4 separate regions of the Homo sapiens genome follow, and all the other regions are linked to region 1. A link is a contact called in ENCODE Hi-C or POLR2A ChIA-PET data. All regions are on one chromosome and are shown on one strand. The core of a region is the stretch at or near the end of the contact, and the rest is flanking DNA. Distances in the headings are between cores, read along the strand shown.

Region 1 (3,549 bases), core at 921-3,420:
AGGCCTGCTATGACCAGTTCTACAGCCACTATTACAGCCCCATTTTATGGTCTTTGGAGCCCTTATCACTAGCAAAATGTTGAGAACACATGGACACAGGAGGGGAACATCACACACCAGGGCCTGTCAGGGGGTGGGGGGCAACGGGAGGGAGAGCATTAGGACAAATGCCTAATGCATGTGGGGCTTAAAACCTAGGTGATGGGTTGATAGGTGCAGCAAACCACCATGGCACATGTATACTTATGTAACAAACCTGCACGTTCTGCACATGTATCCCAGAACTTAAGGTTAAAAAAAAAAAAGGAAGTTTTATATATATTTTTTATATATATAAATATATAATATATAATATATAATATTTTATATATAATATATATTGTATATATTTATATATAATATATATATACATAAATATAAATATATATTAAATATATTAAATATTATATATTAAATATATATATATTTACAGTACTGATTTGATTATTTCATGTTGACTGCCTCCCTGGTCTACCTCCAGCAGCTAGCCCAGTGCCTGGCACTTCACAAACACTTGAGAATAAACAGCTGCTGCAGGCAGAAACCAAGCCTTAGAGGCAGCAGCAGGGAAAATCCCATTCATTATACAAGCCATATTTACTAAGCCTACTATGTGTCAGGCACCAGCCAAGTCACTGGACTACATCAGTGAAGCAAAGAGATTTTTTTAATCCCCATTTTTACAGGGACTTACTGAAAATAAGGGGGAGGAGAACACAGATAATATACAACTAAATTATATCTAAGCAGATATACTCGAGATACATAATATGTTCCATCTAACACCTTTTAAGGACAAAGCAGGCCAGGCATGGTGGCTTACACCTGTAACCCCAGCACTTTGGGAGGCTGATGGAGGATCGCTTGAGGCCAGGAATTCGAGACCAGCCTGGGCAACATCTCTACAAAAATAAAAATTAAAAAGTGAGCCAGGGTGGTGGCCCACGCCTGTAGGGGGGATTGCTTGAGCCCAGGAGTTGGAGGCTGCAATGAGCTAGGATCCGACCACTCTTCCAGCCTGAGAGACAGAGAAAGACCCCCTCTCTAAAAAAAGAAAGGGAGAAAGAGAGAGAGGCAGAGAGAGAGAAAGAAAGAAAAGAAAAGAAAAGAAAAGAAAAGAAAAGAAAAGAAAAGAAAAGAAAAGAAAAGAAAAGAAAAAGAAAAAGAAAAAAACAGGAAGGAGACAGGGAGTGGTTGGGGGAGGAGGAGGGGGCTGCAATATTAGAATGATTAGATTAGGCCAAGCATGGCCTCCCTGAGTGTGAATTTGAATGCTGACCTTCAGAAGCAGGACAGACTCTATGGGCAAATCCCTCGAGGCTGGGAGAGGTCTGAGGCTTGGGAGGGTCGGCAGAGAGACAATAGGGCTGACGCAGGAGCCCGGGGGAGACAGTAGTAGTAAGACATGAGGGACAGAGCAGAGAGGTCACTGTCCTCAGAGTGTGGACGCCGACCAACACTAGGGGCATCACCTGGGAACTTAGAAATGCTCGTTCTCACGCCTCGCCCCAGACCTACTGAAGCAGAAACGCTAGGGTGGGCCCAACAGCGTGTGTTCTAACAAGCCTTTCAGGCGACTGCGATGCACGATAAAGTTGGCAGCTCCTGGAGCAGGGGTCCCTCCGCGCTACGACCCCACCTCTTCGCGGTCCTCTCAGTCTCCCTAGCGGGGCAAGGGACCCGCCCAGCGCTTTGCTGATTTGCCCAGCGCTCACGCCCAACCTGGGTTTCTCCGGAGCTCGCCGCGCCCCGCGCACCCACCCCGCAACGGCAGCCGCACGTGGGTCTCCCCGCAAACCACCCAGGCGTCCCGGGAGCAGCGCTGCTGCACGGCCGCGCTGGGGGCCCAACGCCTGGGGTTGCAGGTGCAAAAGGCGCCCCGAGCCGGGGAGGCCAATCGCGTCCGCGGAGAACGCAGAGTGCGGGCAGGGGCGCATCCCTCGCCACCCGCGGTCGCCCAGCACGCCGGGACGCGCGTGGCCATCCAGCTCCCCGGGGGCGTTGGGGGGCTCCGCGGGCCTGGGCCTCGGGATTCGCCCGCCGCTTCCCCGGGGAGCCGCTGCTGCAAAGCCAGGTTGGGGCGCCGGGCCCGGCCAGCGCCCTCTAGGCAGCGGAAGTGCAGCTTGCTTTACATCCGTCCTCCCCGCCTCGCAGAGTTGGGAGAAGGCAGGGTGGGGGGTGTGGAAAAATAAAAGGAAAAGTCCTTGCACCATGTAGATCAGCGTCCCCCACTTTGGCATCCCGGCCGGCCGGGGACCTCCCAGTCTGCGGCCATGAACGCGAGCAGCGAGGGCGAGAGCTTCGCGGGCTCGGTGCAAAGTAAGTGCTTTTCCGGGAGCAGTGCGCGCTCCGGGGCCCAGTGCGCGCTCCGGGGCCCGGGCCCAAGCACGTCTGCGACGCAGCCAGCAGGCCCGGGGCCCCGAAATCGGGGTGACGGCTCGGAGCCGCGTCTCGGGGACCGCGGCGGGCGCGCTGTGCAGGGGGCGCCGGAGTGGGCTTGGGGTGGGGGCGCACCCGACCTGGCGCAAGACCGGGGGCGCTCTCCAGCCTTGCGAGACCCCTTGGAAGGGAACAGTGGGGGAGGGCACGCCGTTCAGACAATCGCCACCCCCTAAGGGCATTCCCGCCCCATCAGGCGGAGTTTGGGGCGGGCAGGAGAAAGGGAGGAATCTAGGGTAAACGGGGCAACACTGATGGGAAAACTTCTGCCTCAGTGGCTCAAAATTAGAGCCTGGAGATTGGGGGAATCACCAGGTCTCACGAGGTCCTGCCGGCTCATTGCAAAGCCTTTTCCTCATTAAGGGTGGAGATCTGAATGGAAAACGGGGCCGTGGTCGCTTTATTTGGGTTTGGGGTTCAGTTTTTATTTAACCGAGGAGGACATCAGCGTTTTTCAAGTCCCTGGTTTCTCCCGGTGCATTGTTTCCCAAAGTGTGGTCCAGAGACTGAGTGCAACCAGCCACCTGGGAGCGAGAGCGTGTATTTTAAAACAGCTTTCTGGGCCCCACCCATTCAATCTCGGGGGTGGGGCTGGGGATCCGCTGTCCTTCGTAGCTGCCTGGGCAACTCTGAAGCACATGAAGTTTGAGAACCCATCTACCAGGGGTTTGCAGAAAATCTGGCACATAGTAAGCTCCCAGCTTGTTAGCTGCTACTGTTAACAGTTTGGGAGACACTGGGTCCCAAACTTGGCGGTGTATTCCTTGCATTACTGTGAAAAGCACAGATTTTCCTAAACACCATCCTCCCCACCCCACCCTGTTATGACTCAGTATCTCCTAGGTGGGGCTCAGATATGTCCATGTTTAAATAGTGTACCTCAGTAAGAACCCAGCAGGTAACATGCTGGGGGACTGGCGGGGAGGGGGGACTGTGCTGGTACGAGCACCATCCCATTTAATTCTCATAACAAGCCCGTGTTTTTTCTTGGAGAAATTAAAAACAAACAAAAACCATGGATTAGAAACCTCTCCTCCCATTTTTCAGATGAGAAAACCCACGCTTAAAGTC
Region 2 (3,194 bases), core at 1-2,500, 1.2 Mb after region 1:
TTCATAGTCCAGCAGATCAGTCACAGTGGGCCGTTCCCCGCAAGCTGCACAGTCGAGCCTGCGGCTCCGCAGCCGAATAGAGCGGAAATGCCCTCTCAGGGCATCAAAGAGCAACAAGCTGCCACTGTAAGAGGGGCCCAGACCCGCAGCGATTTTCAGCACTTCCAAGGCCTGCAGGCAGCCCAGGACCCCGGTAACGACACCGAGCACCCCGCCGTCCGCGCAGTTGGTCACTGTCTCCGCTGGGGGTGGTTGGGGGAATATGCAGCGATAGCAAGGGCCACCGTCATAATGGTAGACTGTGATTTGGCCCTCGAAGCGCAAGGCACTGGCAGACACGAGGGGCCGACCCGCCAGCACACATGCGTCATTAACCAGGTAGCGAGTGGGCACGTTGTCCGAGCAGTCAGCCACCACATCATATCGGCGGACCAGGTCTAGGGCAGTGGCTGGCGTAAGGGCCTGAGTGTACGGCACGCATTCCACTGCCGAATTGAGGCGGCGCAGCGAGGCGGCGGCCGAAAAGGCCTTGGCCTGGCCAGCCAGTGCCTCGCCATGCAGCACTTGGCGGGCCAGGTTGCTCATCTCTACCACGTCATAGTCCACAAGGCCAAGGCGGCCCACGCCGGCCGCTGCCAAGTACTGCGCTAGTGGACAGCCGAGCCCACCGCAGCCCACGATTAGCACGCACGCGGTCCCCAGGCGCAGCTGTCCGTGCACGCCCAGCTCGGGCAGCACTAGCTGCCGGCTATAGCGCAGAATCTCATCTCGGGACAGAGCGGCCTTCGGCGGCAGCGGCGACACCGGAACCAGCCGTTCTGGCTGCGGTTCCTGCTCAGCCAAAAGAGCCGACGCCAGCTTCTGCTTCAGCGAATTCAATTCCTCCTCACGTTGGGCAACTTCAGCTTGTAAGGCGAGTACCTCCTCCCGGGAAGCCATGGCGACCTCTTCCGGAAGTTGTCGTGAAAGGCATTTCCGCTTCCGTCTTCTGTCTCCTAGCGACTGGGATAAACTAAAAAACTTTATGGAGCTTGGGAAAAGGTGATGAATAGATATTTACTTCCTGAAGAAACCTTCAGATTAAACTTCAAAGATGTATAAATCCAGAATATTTCTAATTGAACCACGCAATGGCCCTAGAAGAACTAGCGATCAATCACACAGGTCATCCCCCGCTTCCGAATTTGGTACGGTCCGACCCGTCCTTTTCCGCGCCACATTACGTAATTCCGCTTCCGGCATCTGGCTCAGTTCCGCCATGGCCTCCTTGGAAGTCAGTCGTAGTCCTCGCAGGTCTCGGCGGGAGCTGGAAGTGCGCAGTCCACGACAGAACAAATATTCGGTGCTTTTACCTACCTACAACGAGCGCGAGAACCTGCCGCTCATCGTGTGGCTGCTGGTGAAAAGCTTCTCCGAGAGGTAGCGCACCAGGTCTCCCTCCCCGAAGAATGAGATGAGCTGGCTTCCCCGGCCCGGGTGTCGGCAGCTGGCTGCGCGAAGCGGCCCTGTCCAGCCTTCTTTGCCTCACACAGGAAGGCCCGGGGAGAGGGCCACCCTGCGAGGGAAGCAGAGGCGGATGCTTGTTGGGTTTTCTTCGTGTCCTGGGTTCTCATTCCTGCCCTTGGGTTTTGTGAGACTCTCATTTATCTTTATTATGTAGTACTCCCGTCCCCCGCCTTTCCGTAGAAAGGTTGGCCACTCTTTTACTTGGAAGCGAGGCTGAAAGCGTGATCCCACTCCTCCCTCTAGGCGGTCAGGATCTGCGGCAAGAGCCGGGAGTCCAAGCGAGAGCTCTCACTCTCCGCTCCGGTGCCGAGTGCTTACATAAGCATGAGGTTTGGTGTGTGTGGGTTAGGGAGCTATTGCTGGGCACGATAACCTTTCTGGAAAGGAGAAAGCAGAAGAGCATCTTCGCTGATCACTGGTGGATGTTTGGTGTGATTGTTAGAACCGGGATGGGGGGTGGGTGGAGTTCGAATTTGGAAGTGTTAATGCAGTGTTTTTAAAAACTGCAAAAAATCCTGGAGTCAGTACGAAGTAACTTGTTTTACGATTGCACAAATGGGATCATGCTGTGAAATCTTTGAAGACTTTTTCTCATATTAACATGTACAAACATAGCAAATTACTTTGGAAGTTAGGTAACATTCCATATGGCTGTGTTATTTATTTAATCAGGTCATGGCAATGAACTGGATTATTTCCAGCGCCTTTTGGTTGTTTCTGTTTTTTGGCTTTTGCTTTGTCGATGAGAACAAGGACTTTGTTCACACCATATTTTCCAGCTAAATTTAGAAAAGTGCTTGACACATAGCGGTGCTCCTTTATTGCATCAGTGTTGGCAGCAGACGCGTTCATACTTTTACTTGTGTACTAGGGATAAATTCTTCGAGGTAGGATTGCTGGGTCGACAGAAATGTGCTTAAAATGGACAGTTACTGCCAAATTGCTCTAAAGAAAAAAAAGGTTGTACAAGTTTGGACTCTCCATTCTTCAGAGTGCCTGTTTCCCTATCAACCAGCCCGCCTGAGCATTAGACTTAACATTGTTGGAAGTACTCATTTGTGAAAACCATTGCTGTTTTGATTGTATTTCCTTGAATAACTGCCTTCATATGCCTTGCCCCTCAGAGTTTTAAAATTTTTATTTTTCCTGTTTAATCTTTTAATTTTGATTTCTATAAGCTCTAAATTAAAGAAAGTAACTATCATACAACCGATCTCGTTCAGGGCTTGTATTCTAATTTTGCAATTTTTTTTTTTGCTGTTTTAATTTTTTTATGTAGTACAATTTATGTTTCCTTTTAATGGTTTGTGAATCAATCTTTTAAGATCAAAATGAAGTTTGATAAAGGAAACAAAACTTTTCAGATGCAATCAAATTACTTGAAGTCAGCCCAGCTTGGTACCTTTGAGCTGCCTCACCCTCAGGTGGTGTAGCTGCTTTGAAGTGGTAGGGGACAGTAATTTGCTTTTAACGACCCCATTTTGTTTATGGAATTTCTCTTTCAGCACGTCTATTAAAATCACCTTACATATTTTGGCATGTAAAGGCACCAGTGCCCAGATTTAAGGCACAGTGGGAAGCCAAAGTCATTGTTCTACTCTTGGAGAATAGATAACACAGGGGTTTGCTTTCTTGTCTTCAAAGTTTGCTGGGGCTGACTTGTTAAAGCCTTTAACAGTGGAATATGT
Region 3 (3,484 bases), core at 411-2,910, 1.4 Mb after region 1:
GCCCAATGCAGCCGGGCATGGTGGCTCACGCCTATAATCAATCCCAGCACTTTGGGAGGCCGAGGCGGGAGGATCACTTAAGGCCAGCAGTTCAAGACCAGCCTGGTCAACATGCTGTCTCTACTAAAAATACAAAAATTAGCCAGGCATGGTGGTGCATGCTTGTAATCCCAGCTACTCAGGAGGCTGAGGCAGGAGAATCACTTGAACCCGGGAGGCAGAGGTTGCAGTGAGCCGAGATTGCATCACGGCACTCCAGCCTGGGGGACAGAGCGAGACTCTATCTCGAAAGGAAGGAAGAAAGGAAGGAAGGAAGGGAGGGACGGAGGGAAAGACGGAAAGACAGAAAGACGGAAAGACAGAAAGACAAAGACAGAAAGAGAAAGAAAGAGTCCAATGCGTGGTGGTAAAGAAAGGACAATCCAGGCTGTTAAAAGCCTGTCTTGTTACCTAGCTCCCACCTGGACCCACATCTGAACGTAAAAATTGACTCAAGAGAAGAAACCATATAGGTCCTCTTGGGATTTCTGCTGTGACCCTAGAGGCTGGGCCGAGGTCCGCTGAATAGGTAGGGATGACTCAGTGCCTGCTGTCTAGGGTGGCTTTGTGCCGGGCACAAAGAAAGGCGTTCAATGAACATCTGGGGCTGCTGTTACTGTTACTCCCTTGGGTTCTCACAAACACTCTCAGGGTCCGGACACGGTGCTTCTCAGGGACATAAACGCACACCACTGGGCCCAGGTGGCCAGGCTTCCTCCACTCTGGGGAGACACAGGGCCTGGTCACAATATGGAGCTCTACCCTTTGGGCCTCCAGGCAGACACCTCAAGCCCAGGTTACTGGTTTGCCTCTAATAAGCTTGGGAGCTTCTAGAAAATTCTATCAGCACTCCTGGGGGCTCCACACCTGGCTGGCAGCAATCCTAGGAACACTGGGATCTAGAAGCAATTTCTTTTTCTTTTCTTTTTTTTTTGAGACACAATCTTGATCTATCACCCAGGCTGGAGTGCAGTGGCGCAATCTCAGCTCACTGCAACCTCCACCTTCCGGGTTCAAGCAATTCTCCTGCCTCAGCCTCCTGAGTAGCTAAGATTACAGGCGCCTGCCACCACACCCGGCTAATTTTTGTATTTTTGGTAGAGGCAGGGTTTCACCATGTTGGTCAGGCTGGTCTTGAACTCCTGACCTCAAGTGATCTGCCCGCTTTGGCCTCCCAAAGTGCTGGGATTACAGGTGTGAGCCACTGCACCCAGCCTCTAGAGGCGATTTCTAGAGACTCTGGCGTGGGAGGCTTTGTCTTCTGGGCCATTGTCTTCCATCTTCCTCCTCAGCCAGGCTAGTAGATTTGGGCCAACCAGACAGAGTAGGAGGTAAAAGCAGAGAGAACAGAAGGATTCAGGAAGGAACTCGATGCCCAACTCCACCACGGGCTGTGGCCTGGGCAAGAGGCTCCTCCTAGGCCTCGCAGGCCTGAAGCCATTTCCTGGCTGTCTCCATGTTTGCACAGGGGACGGTGCAGAGCTGAGGAAAGTTAAATATAGTCTAGCGTCCCCGCTGAACGGCTCCCTGCATCGGTGCCCGAGAGTGCCACCTTGTGGTCCACTCCTGGCTCCTCTGCGGAATAAAAACCATCTCGAGGGAAGGACGAGATCAAGATGGCCGCCTCAGGAAGCACTTGGGGTTGAGTGAGAGAGAGAGAGCGAGAGAGAGAGAGAGGAGGGAGTGTTTGCACGTGGCTTTCCTCTCAGCGCTGGCCGCTGCCCCATTCCTCCTGGTTGCTAACTCACCACCAAAATGGCTTCCGCAGAAAACTCCAGCAAGGGCCTGAAGTCTGGCCTGGGCCTAAACCCACGCCTTCCAGGCAGCCACTCACCAGGTCAGCCAGGCTGCAAAACTCTTCCAGCCTGAGGAGCATGCCCTCGATGGTCTCCTCCACCTCCTTCGCCTGAAAAAGAGACGATATCCTGGAGATTAGCAAGTGGTTTCCAGGGAGACAAACACCCTTCATTTTTTTTTTTTTTTTAAAGCAAACTAAGTCTTAGGATTATGTGCCCGGTTCCTGCTCGACCCCCTTCCACTGCCTCCTTTGAAAGAGCAATAAACAGGCAGCAGTCCTGGCGCCCATCACGGAGGACTGGTTAAAGCCACCACGGCCTCTCCATTCTATGCAGCTTTCAAAAGAGACAAGATCAACAAATACAGGAAATAACAAAGCTACCCGTATCCTCCACGTTGTACAGATGAGGACACGGAGGCTCAGAGAGGTGGGGTAACCTGCTCAAGATCACACAGTTAACAAACAGCGGGGCAAGGATCCTAATCCAGATGGAGTCCACAACCTCACAGCCTGCTCTAATAAACACAGTGGCCCCGGTGATACCCCGGAGAGGAAAAGCAAGCTGCAGACGGTGTCAGATACAAACCATACCAAAAAAAATGTGTGAGGCGGGCGGATCACCTGAGGTCAGGAGTTTGAGACCAGCCTGACCAACATGGCAGAACCCCGTCTCTACTCAAAATACAAAAATTAGCCGGGCATGGTGGCGTGTGCCTGTAGTCACAGCTACTCCGAGGCTGAGGCAGGAGAATCGCTTGAACCTAGGAGGCGGAGGCTGCAGTGAGCCAAGATTGCACCACTGCACTCTAGCCTGGGCAACAGAGCGAGACTCCGTCTCAAAAAAAAGTACATGTCTTCACAGAGAAAGGCCTGGAATGATATGTGCCAGACTGCTAATAGTTAAGAGATGTGCTTATACTTAAAAAATTTGTTGTTTATCTGAAATTCAAATTCAACCGGGCATCCCATAGTTTCTTTGGAAACCCTATTAACAGGGCTTACTTAGCCCTGGGCAGGAGGAGTTGGGAAAGGGACTCTGACAAGGGAAACTTGAATTTTTTATGTTATGTAAAGGGTCCATGGCCGGGAGCAGTGGCTTATGCCTGTAATCCCAACATTTTGGGAGGCCGAGGCAGGAAGATCACTTAAGTCCAGGAATTCGAGACCAGTCTGGGCAACATGGTGAGACTCCATCCCTTTAAAAAAAAAAAAAAATTAGCCCAGGTGCACTGGCTCACGCCTGTAATCCCAGCACTTTGGGAGGCTGAGGCGGGCAGATCACGAGGTCAGGAGATCGACACCATTCTGGACAATGTGGTGACCCCATCTCTACTAAAAATACAAAAATTAGCCGGGTGTGGTGGCACACACCTGTAGTCCCAGCTACTCAGTAGGCTGAGGCAAGAGAATCGCTTGAACCCGGGAGGCGGAGGCTGCAGTGAGCCAAGGTCACACCACTGCACTCCAGCCTGGGCGACAGAGCGAGATTCCGTCTCAAAAAAAAAAAAAAAAAAAAAAAAAAAAAAATTAGCCAGGCATGGTGGTGCATGTCTGTAGTCCCAGCTACCCAGGAGGCTGAGGCTGCAGTAAGCAGTGATCGCACCACTGCACTCCAGGCTGGGCGACAGAGTGAGAACTTGTCTTTAA
Region 4 (3,472 bases), core at 57-2,556, 1.0 Mb before region 1:
GGATTTTGCAAAAGAATATGAGAAATTGAATTTTTATGCGAAATCACCTGATTGACAAATTTTGGCAATGCTGTGTACATTATTATTACGATTATCTATTTATTTAGTGGTTTGTGTGGGCCGAACAAATAAGTCGGCAAGCCGAATTCATTTGCCCCTGTGCCAACTGTTGTAAAGTTTGATCTTGCTTAATGCATCTCAATGTTTCCCATCTCTCAATTTGAATTATAATAGGTGCCAGCTGAGACCATGTGGTTGGTGCAGCACACACACAGCTCTGTTCCTTGAAAGCTACTCAAAGCAAATGTTCTAATCACAGGTGAGAGGCCCTCAGCCTATAGGCGTAGTCTTTAGAAAACAAATTTAGTGCAGAATAAAGGACAACATCATGACTTGAAAGAACCAGACTTGAGACTGTTTGTAAAGTGCAGCCTGCCATTTGCGGCTCCTTCAAAGGAGCCTCGGCTTTCTCACTCTTAAAAAGGAGGGTGTTGGGCTAGCCAGTCTCCTTTCTCCCAAAGTAAAATACTTGTCTGTATTGTTCAGGGAGGAGAATCTATGCTTTGGGATGTGAAAGCCTAGGTCTGACTCTCCTTTCTAACATAAATTAGATTTGCATAACTTCCTTCAACCTTAGTTTTTTTGTTTGCAAAGGTGAGGATAAAACCAGTAATGATATCACAGGATTATGTGAAACTTAAATGAGATAGTAAGTCAGATAACTCTGTGTAAACCAGGGGTTACAAGCAGGGGCAGTGGATCAAATGTAGCCCTTAGCCATATTTTGTTTGGCCCATGAATTGTTTCAAAATCAGAGAAATTTCACACTTAAGGATAGATGCCTTCTGAGAAGTTCTGACGTTACTGGCCCTGTGTGGTTGCGTGGCAGAGCTTTACCGCTTTTGCCTCCTCTAGACTGAGCACCAGGGATCTGCCATGGTCCCCATCCACTCCTTATATTGCGCCTGGCTCTCTGCACTTTCTGCCATTATTTGTCTGTGGGTTTGCAGCCCCTGGCAAATTAAGTGATGTGCAACGGTTCACTGGCGTTGCTGTTCTGATTATTGTTGTTCTTCCATCTGTTATCCCTTTCTGCTTGTGAGCCACATATTCGCTTCTTTGGGGCTCAGTTATCTGGTCTTTAAAATGGGAATAATAATATCTCACTTGCCTAGAGCCAGGGGGCTGTCGGGTGAGGCCAGGCCCCTTCTGCTCCCTGAGCGCCCAGAAGTGGGGCGTCCGACCAGCAGAGGGCGCTGGTACGAAAGGCTGCAGGTGCTGGCATCGGCCAAGCGCAGACAGGTGGGGCCGCGGCAGGTGCGGCTCTCGCACTATCCCCCTTTCACAACTTGGGAGGACACAGCTTCACCGGGTGGGCCTGACAGCGAGCAATTACTCATCCATCGATACAGCCGCACATCACCAGCAATGTGACTTTCTGGAATATGTAATGCGACCACAGACTTTCTAATGCCGCAGCCTGACAATCAGACACTAAAAATAACAAACGGGCCCGCTCAGGAACAGAAAGACACGGCCTCTTTGGAAACTGGGGATGGGCCGTTTCCAACTCTGCTCACCGCTGGAGCCCTGCACGGAATTCTCCGGGCGGTGAAGTGAGTCGCCAGGAGCTGCCAGGGGCTGCAGGGAGAGTTCCCGCATTTGAAGGGTGTGTTCACTTTTAGACAACTCAGTCCCAGCAAGATGTAGACAAATTGGAGCAAGTTCAGAGAAGAACAACCCACATGATTAAGGGGAAAGAGGATTGATTTATAGAGAAATATTAAAGCAGCCAAACATGTCTGCGCTGTGTTCTCCAGGTGACAAATCAGAGAGTGACACATTGTGGGGCTCCATGCACCTTTGAGAGGTGTAAACATCAGGGGATGAGAAACTAGCTCAGTGCAAGGAGCTTTTCACAGCATTTTCTAAGATGGCATTAACACCAGAAAATGTTCCTGGCTGGTGAAGGGTTGGTTGGGTCGCACCTATGCTTGAGAACCCTTTGTTGTCCTGATTTTGCCTGGCATAAAATGACATATCCTAGCTAGGGGTTCACATTTGTGGCCTTCAGTGCTCTGGCTGTGGCCTATTTTTCCTTGTATGTTCACGTCCTTGACTTTCTGCCAGGGATTCCGCCACCCCAGTCCCATTTGTCCTCACTCCAGCTTTACCTGACTACCTGTCTTACTCCTCCATCAGGAACTGAAATGCTTAGGAGCCAACAATGGCTTGGCTGGTGAAGTGAGGTGTGGAGAGGGCTGGGGAAGACAACAGGACCAGCAATTGCAAGGTGAGAACAGATGACAGGGACATTCCTTGGGTGTTGACTTCATAGAATGCTGAAATACTAGTGTCTTATTAAAAAGTGAGCTGGCCCCCCACTGTTTTCTATTCCTCATTCTGAGGAAGAGCTAAGGTCGTGCCTTTCTGTCCTCCAGATATGAGTCTCTGGGAATTTGACTGGGGAAGAAGGTCTTGGCCAAAATGAAGAATTCTGGGAGAAGAGGAATCAGACATCAGAGACAGGTGTTTGGCCTTAGGGGAAAAAGGGCAGGAGCTCAACCCTAGGAGAAAGACTGGGAATTAGGCCTGGGACCCCTCTTTTCCCATCCCTATGAAACCATTTTTTAAATTTTTTTTTTTTTTTTTTGAGACGGAGTTTTGCTCCTGTTGCCCAGGCTGGAGTGCAATGGCGCGACCTCGGCTCACCACAACCTCCGCTTCCTGAGTTCAAGCTATGCTCCTGCCTCAGCCTCCTGAGTAGCTGGAATTACAGGCATGTGCCACCATGCCCGGCTAATTTTGTATTTTTAGTAGAGATGGGGTTTCTCTCCATGTTGGTCAGGCTGGTCTCGAACTCCCGACCTCAGGTGATCCACCTGCCTTGGCCTCTCAAAGTGGTGGGATTACATGTGTGAGCCACCGTGCCCAGCCTTTCTTACATTTTTAATATAGTCTCTTCCTCACTTCTCCCCTCCCAAAGGCAAAAAAAAAATCTAGGATGCCTCCATGATGGAACTCTGACTGTAGACCATAGCTGAAGGAGCTCTGGAAAGAAAGCAAATGTCTGGCAAAAGCCACTCAACCTCTCCCATATACCAGGAAATGAGAACCAAAAGAGAAACAAGATACTGTGGCATGGTTAGACAGTGGAAGGGTGTGGTGAGAACGCTTTTCATATGACAGGCAGCTCTCAAAATGCTGCTATTTTGCTCTTAAAAACCACCGCAATATACTGGAATCCCGGGAAGTGGTGTTGTGATCTTGGGATGATGTGGCAGGGCTGTAAGGACTTAGACCAGTGTTTGCCACGTGGAAAAGTGGGCTCAGTGCTGTTAGATTTTCTACTTTTTCTCACAGTAGCCTGAAATTCAGGTTTTGATGAGATAATCTTTAAAAAAAACTCAAACAAACAACCTCCCTGCAAAAACAAACCCAAACTGCATTTCTGCAGGAGGACATTAGCCTA

The links. Hi-C counts contacts between places; a loop is a spot of excess contacts on that map. ChIA-PET counts read pairs that join two places held with the same protein, here RNA polymerase II (POLR2A). Pooled maps may share reads with other maps.
Region 2: a pooled map shows a loop between it and region 1 (8-fold over the local background). The contact joins the promoter of DPM1 here to the promoter of ZFP64 in region 1. A Hi-C loop is called at or near these places in 7 of 50 pooled maps. POLR2A ChIA-PET finds 5 or more read pairs at or near these places in 2 of 52 experiments (B cell and naive thymus-derived CD8-positive, alpha-beta T cell).
Region 3: a pooled map shows a loop between it and region 1 (3-fold over the local background). The contact joins the enhancer-like site here to the promoter of ZFP64 in region 1. A Hi-C loop is called at or near these places in 2 of 50 pooled maps. POLR2A ChIA-PET finds 5 or more read pairs at or near these places in 2 of 52 experiments (B cell and activated CD4-positive, alpha-beta T cell).
Region 4: a loop to region 1 is called in a map of Caco-2, with 6 times the contacts of the local background. The contact joins the enhancer-like site here to the promoter of ZFP64 in region 1. A Hi-C loop is called at or near these places in 2 of 168 maps with a recorded cell type or tissue (Caco-2 and naive thymus-derived CD4-positive, alpha-beta T cell) and 5 of 50 pooled maps.

Annotation. Positions count from the first base shown.
Region 1 is chr20:52,190,400-52,193,948 of GRCh38, reverse strand. ZFP64 (ZFP64 zinc finger protein) reads left to right here and starts at 2,170. Exons shown (of 6, transcript NM_018197.3): 1 at 2,170-2,358. The coding sequence starts at 2,313. RefSeq lists enhancers at 1,289-1,418, 2,459-3,315 and silencers at 1,829-2,098, 2,459-2,698.
Region 2 is chr20:50,956,588-50,959,781 of GRCh38, reverse strand. It overlaps DPM1 (dolichyl-phosphate mannosyltransferase subunit 1, catalytic), which reads left to right and starts at 1,250. Exons shown (of 9, transcript NM_003859.3): 1 at 1,250-1,419. The coding sequence starts at 1,259. It overlaps MOCS3 (molybdenum cofactor synthesis 3), which reads right to left and starts at 964. Exons shown (of 1, transcript NM_014484.5): 1 at 1-964. The coding sequence starts at 939. RefSeq lists enhancers at 181-791, 1,004-1,493.
Region 3 is chr20:50,816,672-50,820,155 of GRCh38, reverse strand. BCAS4 (breast carcinoma amplified sequence 4) reads right to left here. Exons shown (of 5, transcript NM_198799.4): 2 at 1,874-1,945. Among named protein-coding and RNA genes, the nearest start is that of BCAS4, 23 kb to the right of the region's middle. RefSeq lists enhancers at 784-833, 1,321-1,370, 1,381-1,430. Within about 2 kb of position 1,660, at least 22 of the 41 ENCODE cell types and tissues checked have a DNase peak (open chromatin) inside an H3K27ac peak, as active enhancers do; they include B cell, where a contact is called at or near this core.
Region 4 is chr20:53,215,050-53,218,521 of GRCh38, reverse strand. All of the region lies in intron 1 of TSHZ2 (teashirt zinc finger homeobox 2), which reads right to left. Among named protein-coding and RNA genes, the nearest start is that of TSHZ2, 240 kb to the right of the region's middle. Within about 2 kb of position 1,306, at least 2 of the 41 ENCODE cell types and tissues checked have a DNase peak (open chromatin) inside an H3K27ac peak, as active enhancers do.